2 separate regions of the Homo sapiens genome follow, and region 2 is linked to region 1. A link is a contact called in ENCODE POLR2A ChIA-PET data. All regions are on one chromosome and are shown on one strand. Each heading gives the region's core, a stretch centred on a gene start or an enhancer-like site at or near the end of the contact. The rest is flanking DNA. Distances are from core to core; before and after follow the strand shown. Region 1 has its middle 25 kb from the start of JARID2-DT. Region 2 overlaps JARID2 (jumonji and AT-rich interaction domain containing 2).

Region 1 (4,702 bases), core at 2,158-4,657:
GCTAAGGCAGAAGAATCGCTTGAACCCGGGAGGCAGAGGTTGCAGTGAGCCAAGATCTCGCTATTGCACTCCAGCCTGGGCAACAAGAGCGAAACTCCATCTCAAAAAAACAACCAACCAACCAACAACTACAAAAACACCTCAGCCCAGTTGTGGGTCTTTCCCAAGATCTAGGTGCATCTATTTGTACGACTGGAAATTACCCCAGAGCCTGAGGGATCAATAAACAGCTGAGTTTTTCCAGATTTTTTTTTTAACTTTTTTTTTTTTTTTTTTTTTTTGAGATGGAGTCTCGCTCTGTCGCCCAGGCTGGAGTGCAGTGGCGCGATCTCTGCTCACTGCAAGCTCCGCCTCCCGGGCTCACGCCATTCTCCTGCCTCAGCCTCCGGAGTAGCTGGGACTACAGGCGACCGCCACCACGCCCGGAGAATTTTTTGTATTTTTAGTGGAGACGGGGTTTCACCGTGTTAGCCAGGATGGTCTCGATCTCCTGACCTCGTGATCCACCCGCTTCGGCCTCCCAAAGTGCTGGGATTACAGGCGTGAGCCGCCGCGCCCGGCCTTGCTCCAGATTTTAAAGGGACAAGCATCAGTGGTGAAGAGATGCTCCCCGGGGCTGTCCCACCCAGCCTTCCATTCTTGCAATCACTGGCTGCAGGTGAGGGGAGACAGGAACCTCACTTGCTTGGCTGCACTTTTGTTTTTCCACAGAGTTCTTACTCCAAGAATCAGGGCTTCCTGATTGACCCGTCTGACTAGAATCACGGCTCTCTCATCCCGAACCATCCCGGCTCAGCTTCTGAAAGAAAAAACTTTCTAAACAGATGCTGCTCTCTGGGGACAGGCACTAAGGTTTCTGCAGCCTCTTAGTCTTTCAGTCACTTTAAGTCCTACTCCAGCTGGTGGCTGTGGCTACCTGTCAGAGAGAACATAGGTCTGTCTGACTTTCCTGATCTCCGGAGTGGAGACAGCCCTGCAGTGCAGGGTCAAGACAGGGCAGAACAGCCTGGCCTGACTCCTCTCCATGGGACTCCTCTCCATGAGTAGAGCAGGTTGGAATGGGGCCAGCTGACCTCTTCAGCTCTCAGCAAACTTTTTAAAGCCACCAGCCACGTGGCCTCCTTGACTCTGCAGTCTCCCTGACTGATGTAGAGTCTCCCTGACTGACCCTTTTTAAGCACAATAAATTTAACTTGGATTTCTTGGGGTCAAGCTAACCTCACCTAAAGAACTTGCTTAGCAGAGTTGAAGCATTGCTGAAAAATAACATTCATCTAGGAATAAAAATGACTTTGTTATGTAGGGATTTGACAGAACAAAGGGCAGCTGCTCTGAAATCAAGTAGGAACCCTGGGTTGAATTTGGTGGCTCACATTTGTAATCCTAGCACTTTGGGAGGCCAAGACAGGAGGATCGCTTAAGTCCAGGAATTCAAGACCAGCCTGGGCAATGTAGCAAAGCCCCATCTTTATATAAAATAATAATAATAATGAAAGTAGGAACACTGGTGTCCCTCTTGGCTCTTCCCTCCCCATATTCTCCCTAGCACCAACAGCCAATCAGTCACCTGATTCTTCTTATTTATTTTATTTTATTTATTTATTTTTTATTTTTTTATTTTTTTTTGAGACAGAGTCTCGCTTTGTCGCCCAGGCTGGAGTGCAGTGGTGGGATCTTGGCTCACTGCGAGCTCCACCTCCCGGGTGCACGCCATTCTCCTGCCTCAGCCTCCTGAGTAGCTGGGACTACAGGCACCTACCACCACGCCCGGCTAATTTTTTGTATTTTTATTAGAGATGGGGTTTCACCGTGTTAGCCAGGATGGTCTCAACCTTCTGACCTTGTGATCCGCCTGCCTCGGCCTCCCAAAGTGCTGGGATTACAGGCGTGAGCCACCACGCCCGGCGATTTTTCTTTTTATAAAGCACCTTTCAAACCCATCCACTTCTGTTTCTTTAACCTAGACCTTCATTAGCCTAGACTTTCAACTATTACTTGTCCCACTGCAACACCCTCCAAACTGGTCTTTCTGCCTCTTGCCTGGCTACAATCCATCCTCCCCAGGGAAAAGATTGGTCTTCCCACCATGCAATCCTAGCTAAGCACTTCGGTGGATCATCTGTGAGGACAGCCACCAACAAATTATTCTTTCTGTGAACAGGAACGGATGGAATCCATTTCCTCTCCCCCGCCTTTTTTTTTTAGAGTGGGGAGCTCTGGTGCAGGATCCCCTCCTCTTGAGTCTGGGTCTGTAAATTGCTTTTACCAACAGAGTGTGGTGAGGGTAATATTCTGGGACTTCTAAACCCAGGTGTTAAGAGCCCAGCTTCGCCAGGCATGGTGGCTCATGCTTGTAATCCCAGCACTTTGGGAGGCCCAGGTGGGTGGATCACTTGAGGTCAGGAGTTCAAAACCAGCCTGGCCAACATGGTAAAACCCCCCGTCTCTACTAAAAATACAAAAAAATTAGCTGTGCGTGGTGGTGGGCACCTGTAATCCCAGCTACTCAGGAGGCTGAGGCAGGAGAATCGCTTGAACCTGGAAGGCAGAGGTTGCAGTGAGCCGAGATGGCACCACTGCACTCCAGCCTGGGCAACAGAGCGAGACTCTATCTCAAAAAAAAAAAAAAAAAAAAAAAGAAGCCCAACTTCCTTTTCCTTCTCTTGTCCATCAGCTGCCATGTAAAGTCGTCTGATAGCCAGGTGTAGTGGTGCATACCTGTATGCTACTTGGAAGGCTAAAGCAGAAGGATTGCTTGAGCCTAGGAGTTTGAGGCTACAGTGAGCCAAGATCATGCCATTGCACTCTAGCCTGGGCAACAGAGCAAGACCCTGTCTCAAAAAAAAAAAAAAAAAGAGGCTCTGAGCCAGATTACTGGATGGTAAGAGATCAGGTGAAGATGCAGGGGACCAGCCAGCCTTCACACATTGCAGCCACCTAAGGCATCAGAGAAGTGAATGAAGTCATAGTGAACATTCTGCCAGTGACTTCAGATTCTCCAAGGCCTGTCAAGCCACTCCAGCGAGCACCATCTGGAGGAAGGAAGACCCATCTCTGTCAAGTGTTTAAACCACTAGATTTTGGCATCATTTTGACATGGTTTGTTACACAGCTATAGATAGCTGAAACATGCCCTAGTTTTTTTTTTTTTTTTTTTTAATTTAATTTTTTTTTTTGAGACAGAGTCTCAACTTCCCAGGCTGGAGTACAGTGGCGCAATCTCAGCTCACTGCAACTTCCGCCTCCCAGGTTCAAGCAATTCTCCTGTCTCAGCTTCTCGAGTAGCCAAAACTACAGGCATGAGCTACCATGCCCAGCTAATTTTTTGTTTTTGTTTTTGTTTTGAGAAGGAGTCTTGCTCTGTCACCCAGGCTGGAGTGCAGTTGCGCCATCTCAGCTCACCGCAAGCTCCACCTCCTGGGTTACGCCATTCTCCTGCCTCAGCCTCTGGAGCAGCTGGGACTACAGGTGCCTGCCACCTCGCCCGGCTAATTTTTTGTATTTTTAGTAGAGACGGGGTTTCACCATGTTAGCCAGGATGTACTCGATCTCCTGACCTCATGATCCGCCCACCTTGGCCTCCCAAAGTGCTGGAATTACAGGCGTGAGCCACCGCGCCCGGCCTGTATTTTTAATAGAGACAGGGTATCTCCATGTTGGTCAGGCTGGTCTCGAACTCCTGACCTCAGATGATCACCCACCTCGGCCTCTGAAAGTGCTGAGATTACAGGCATGAGCCACCGCACCCAGCCTAACATGCCCTAGTCTTGTTTTTGTTTTTGTTTTTTGAGACGGAGTTTTGCTCTTGTCGCCCAGGGTGGAGTGCAATGGCGAGATCTCGGCTCACTGCAAACTCTGCCTCCTGGGTTCAAGTGATTCTCCAGCTTCAGTCTCCTGAGTAACTGGGATTACAGGAATGTGCCACCACGCCCAGCTAATTTTGTATTTTTAGTAGAGATTGGGTTTCACCATGTTGGTTAGGCCAGTTTCAGACTCCTGACCTCAAGTGATCCACCCACCTCAGCATCCCAAAGTGCTGGGATTACAGGCGTGAGAGCCACTGCGCCTGGCCAGCATGTGCTATTTAATATTTGATAAATGAATGACTAGCCAACTGAATGAAGGTTAGAACTATGGAATAGGCCAGGTGTGGTGGCTCACACCTGTGATCCAGCCCCCACCACCTGTGGTTCACCTGTCTTCAGCAGGCTTCCTTCCTCTGCAAGATTGTCGCCTACAGCAACCAGGGCTTACTCTGAAAGGGGAGAAAGCACTGCTCTCCATAATCATCCAACAGTTTGTACTTTCTTTCTTTCTTTTTTTTTCAAGGCGGAGTTTCACTGTTGTTGCCCAGGCTGGAGTACAACGGCGCGATCTCGGCTCACCGCAACCTCCGCTTCCCCGGTTCAAGCAATTTTCCTGCTTTAGCCTCCTGAGTAGCGGGATTACAGGCATGCACCACCGCACCCGGCTAATTTTGTATTTTTAGTAGAGTCAGGTTTCTCCATGTTGGTCAGGCTGGTTTCGAATTCCCGACCTCAGGTGATCCGCCCCCTCGGCCCCGCAAAGTGCTGGGATTACAGGCTTGAGCCACCGCACCAGGCCAGTTTGTACTTTGACAGTGATTGGCTCATCCCTGAACTACTCTAAGCAAATACTACGAGTTAACTGGTTTGGGTCTAGATTATTATCCATACATCAC
Region 2 (4,979 bases), core at 723-3,222, 55 kb before region 1:
TAACAAGGCACTCAAAACATGGTAGTTACTACCATGGAAAAAAATCAACAAAGCACTTTTACTAAGAACTCATTCATGAAGAACTGAAAATTTGAATGGAGTCTCATCTTCTAACGAACTTCATGGTAACAAGCTTTCGCCTTGTCCAATGTGTTCCCTGGTCCATATGGTATACCCACAGTCTGAGTGCTGGTGGCCTTGTAACTTGGGGGAAGGTCCAAAAACACAATCAAATTGTACCGGCCTATTCCTAAGAAACTACCATAGCAATGTAATGACTCAACAGTCACTGGAAATTCTAGGTGGCATGGATACTGAAAGCAACAGCCTGGACCTCTCCTCCAAGGACCAGGCCAACAGGACCCCCTGGCTCATTCCAGAGAACCCCAAGAGACTGTTATTTCCATAACAAAAAGGAGTCCAGTATCTCTGACCTAATGAAAAAAGATCTCCGACCTAATGTAGAAAGCACTAAACAGACACAACAGGGCTTCTAGAAAGTCATGGGGCTGCCAACAAGATGCACATCCTTTAGGCAACTTCTGAGGCAATGTGGAAATGGAAGCGGCTGAGCTGGAAGGACTATTCCAGTAGTAAACTTTTACCTCCAAACAGCCTACCAACCCCAGACCTCCTTTGGCTCTCCCAGTGCTCAGTATGTGACAATGCCAAATCATATGAGACAGTTATATATGTATAACTCCCTAAATGCACTGGCAGGAATATACTTTATCTCTCCAGGGACCCTTTTAGGCAAGCATCATGTCTCCCACGCCATGTAGAATGCTTAAGCATTTTAACAGGCATGCAGAATCTGATGGATTTGCATTAACCTGGTTTTTCTGCAAGTCAGCTGAAAATGGACTGGACACTCGAGGGGAGGAGAGGCACTAACACAAAATTAAATTAACTAGGACATTTATCAAGTCGAACTTTAGTCAACTTAGGCAGCTTAAATAGGGAAGGGAGGAAACATCCATTTATCTCCTTTCCTCCAGCATTGCCTCTTTTCCTCATTAACATTATGGAGAGAAAAATGCAAAGCAATTTCCCTTCTAACTTTTTGCCCAAAAATTAAGGCAGTCTTTTTCTCCTACAAGCTGCTCAGTGAACATTCTACATCAATACAGAAGCACTGGACAACAGCCACACCATAGCAATTGTTAACTTTTTTCCCCCTTCTGAGAAAATATCCCCACTAGTCATGGCTTAATTTGCAAACCCCATTAGACAAAAAGTACCAGAAAATTGCTTGTCCCACTTCACGCAGTACCTTCCCTGTAGCAGTGACACAAGCAATTAGGTTAATACAACTCTGTCCCAAGAGAAGGAAAGGGGACAAAAGTCTCAACTTTCCTAAATGGAATGAAATTTTCCCCACTAGAGAGGCAAGGTTCAGTGGGTGAGAAAAGGGAATTGCAATGCTGTTAAATTCACTATTTAATAATGTAACGCCATAATCAACTGCAAGTCCTTGAACTTACATTATGCCTTTCTACTGGGATACTCATGTAATTTCAAATGTATTACTGTAAAAACCTGGTCATTGAAGAGGCAAAAGACGGGGGGGGGGGCGGGGGGGGCGGTAAATGGACTTTAATTAAAATGTGAATAATCCAAGTCCAGCTAATTCAAAGCATCTGACTTGAACACCTAGTCAGCTGGGAAACAGCAGCTGTTTCCAATTACAGGTGACTGTGAATTAACCGGTATCAGTATCTAATGAAGAAGCTGTGTATGTAGGAAATTTTCCAATTCTGGAAGTACAGCTGTGCACATGGCCTTTGTAAAAAAGGAAACACCAAAGATCCAAAACCCTGTCTATGTAACCTCCTTTTAGGTCAGGACAAAGTTTTCCAGCTCATTCCTGTCTTTGCTACTGACCCCAAGAGCCAACTGTTCCATGTTCAAGAGGGTTTCTCCACTCTTGAACCTGAGCCCAGAAACATTTTGCAAGGAGAGATCAAACAGCTCTTCCTGCTGCCCACACACCTTCTCCACTGGTCCGAGGTTGTCACCCCAAGTCACAGAGATGGAGGTAACCCAACAAAACAGAGGTTTTTAATCCTATCACACAAAATGGGAAACCAGAAGGGCTCTTGAAGTTCAGTGACCTCCTCAAAGCTAAAAGCGCAACCAAAACCTCCTTTAGTCTGGAGGTGCTCACTAGCCTCCAGTGGAGAAAGAACATTCCAGAAGGCTGACCAGCTTCTTTCTAACTGCAGGTGGAGCTTTAGACCATCAGATTGTCAGTGGCTTTTTAAGAATCCCACTAATATGCACAAGGACTAGAAGGAAGAATCAGGAGAAAACTGGGAAAGGGGGAGTGGATACCTCTAAAGTCTCCTTCCCAGGCTGAACCAAAGACTGAAGGTGCCCAGGATCACCACCAACAAAAAAACCCAGAATCAAAAAGAGGCCAACACAATATTGCCCTGGCTAAGTCACCCCTTCACACACAAAAAGTCGAGGTCTGAAATCTCCCACTCACCTCCTGGGCTGCTATATAAGAAGCCACTCTGGAAACATCACTTATTTGCCTGTGTTAAATTATCTGAATGAAGGAAAATAAATTTGGATCTGCAAATGCAACAGCATGCCAAATTGCCCTTTTCCCACACATTTCCTCTTTTACAAATAGAGCATGTTTCTTCAGAACAAAATACTAAATAATGCATATAAATGTTTAGTTTTTCTCTGTAAAAATTAAAAACAATCCCATTTCTCTAGCAGATAAAAATGCACCAGTGTCTTCATATGCCTACCTCTAAAGAACCACAAAAAAACATTAAAGACATCCCCCAAAACTATCTAAAATGAAAAGGGACAAATTTCCTTAATGCCCCCCAAAAACTCCTTTTTCAAAGATAGAGAAGCAGGCCAGGCACAGTGGCTCACACCTGTAATCCCAGCACTTTGGGAGGCCAAGGCAGGAGGATCACCTGAGGTGAGGAGTTCAAGACCAGCCTGGCCAAAACGGTGAAACCCCGTCTGTACTAAAAATACAGAAAATTAGGCAGGCGTGGTGGCGGGCGCCTATAGTCCCATCTACTCCGGAGGCTGAGGCAGGAGAATCACTTGAACCCGGGAGGCAGAGGCCACAGTGAGCTGAGATCGTGCCACTGCACTCCAGCCTGGGTGACAGGGCGAGACTCCATCTTAAAAAAAAAAAAAAAAGATATAGACAAAATTTTTCAGAGAAATGCAGAAGGGAAAAGAAAATGGAGCAGTATGTTCTTCAGTGAGTATCCCCAAGAATGACACCAATCTTTAGGTGTCATTTCATTCCATCTAGGATCCTGACTCAAAGCCAGGGTCCTACTAATTTACAACATTTCGAAAAATCGTGCTTCAAGAAAACTACCCTGAGAAACAGCTGTTTTGTTTGCTTGTTTGTTTGTTTTTTGAGACAGAGTTTCGCTCTTGTTGCACAGGCTGGAGTGCAATGGCACAATCTTGGCTCTCCGCAACCCACAAGTCCCAGGTTCAAGCGATTCTTCTGCCTCAGCCTTCCAAGTAGCTGGGATTACAGGCATGCGCCACCATGCCCAGCTAATTTTGTATTTTTAGTAGAGATGGGGTTTCTCCATGTTGGTCAGGCTGGTCTTGAACTCCTGACCTCAGGTGATCCACCCACCTTGGCCTCCCAAAGTCCTGGGATTACAGGCGTGAGCCACCACATCTGGCTGAAAAACAGTTTTTTAAAGAACACAACCATTAGTTGAAAATCATTCCCTTGGTTTTATAGTTTGTCAAGGAAGAAAATATAGCAGGGACAATTGGAAAAGAGATTATATGTGCACATCCCATGTGTACATCATTTGGCTATTAAATTCAGGGTATGTTTACAGAGAGCCCCGCTAAGTGTATTCAATAGCTCACAAATAAAACTCAGGTATTTTAAAATAAGGGTAGGGGAGACCACTACATGCAACTGCGATGTTTCCAGGCATAAGGCATCCTCCCCACCCACATGAGGAAACTTAGCACGTAAAAAATGAGGACCCAACAAAATCTAGTAAATGCCATATGCTGAATCCCCTAACTGCTTTCTCTATAGATGGCAACTTACTAGGCTTTATTTTGTAGGTTGATAAGAAAACACAAATATAACCTCTTAACCTAACTCCAGGAAGAAAAATCATTAAGATTGCTAATTTAACATTTTAGAGAATGATTTTTAAAGAGCCAATGGGAGCAGGGAGAAGAAAATAAACTTAGTGACTATGGCAAGAATAATAAACAAAATCATAACAACAAATAAAATGTATAGCCAGTGCCACGCAAAATTGAGTGGCCCAGGTACTATAATTATCACATCCATTTTACAGATAAGAAAACTGAGGCACAGAGATTGTGACAGAGGCAGGCTTCAAACCCAGGACTATGGCTGCATAAACCTGAGGTAATACCACCTTCCAGGATAGTGAAATCAAACACAGGCTCCAAAGTGAAACATCCTGATTTGGGGTCAAGTAGTGGTAGGGGGGTCCAACCCTGGCCCCTTTACCTGCTTTGTTTCCACAGCTGCAATTTGGGGGAAATGGCTAAGTCACAGAGTTGTGGTAAGAAGTGAATACGTAAAATGCTGTCTGTGTAAAGCATTTAGGGTAGGTATACATTCAATCAATGGTAGCTATTATCCAGTAACAACTTCTCTTTTTTAAAAACTATATAAGCTTTCAAGGTGAGTTCAGGATAGAAACCAGCAAAACAGTAAGAGCTCTACGCAGAAATTCCTGACACTGCTCTTTGTCTACTAAAGCAAGACATGGAAGCTTTGGGAAGTACATGATAACACTATGCAGGCAACGCATTATAGCTAGCTGTCTTCCTTCCAGAATGAAAACTGAAGAATGGTCTTCAGAAAGGACAACATAGAGGGCCACGGGGCCAAAAGATGCATTTTCAAGCAATGCTCAAGCCTTACAATTGCATCACTGTTTTTGTTTTTTTGTTTTTCTGCTGTTTTTTCGTTT

The links. ChIA-PET counts read pairs that join two places held with the same protein, here RNA polymerase II (POLR2A).
Region 2: POLR2A ChIA-PET joins it to region 1 with 10 read pairs in activated naive CD4-positive, alpha-beta T cell. The contact joins two enhancer-like sites. POLR2A ChIA-PET finds 5 or more read pairs at or near these places in 7 of 52 experiments (GM12878, H1, OCI-LY7 and 3 more).

Annotation. Positions count from the first base shown.
Region 1 is chr6:15,218,361-15,223,062 of GRCh38, reverse strand. No RefSeq gene overlaps it. Among named protein-coding and RNA genes, the nearest start is that of JARID2-DT, 25 kb to the left of the region's middle. Within about 2 kb of position 3,407, at least 3 of the 41 ENCODE cell types and tissues checked have a DNase peak (open chromatin) inside an H3K27ac peak, as active enhancers do.
Region 2 is chr6:15,272,129-15,277,107 of GRCh38, reverse strand. All of the region lies in intron 1 of JARID2 (jumonji and AT-rich interaction domain containing 2), which reads right to left. Among named protein-coding and RNA genes, the nearest start is that of JARID2-AS1, 26 kb to the right of the region's middle. Within about 2 kb of position 1,972, at least 2 of the 41 ENCODE cell types and tissues checked have a DNase peak (open chromatin) inside an H3K27ac peak, as active enhancers do.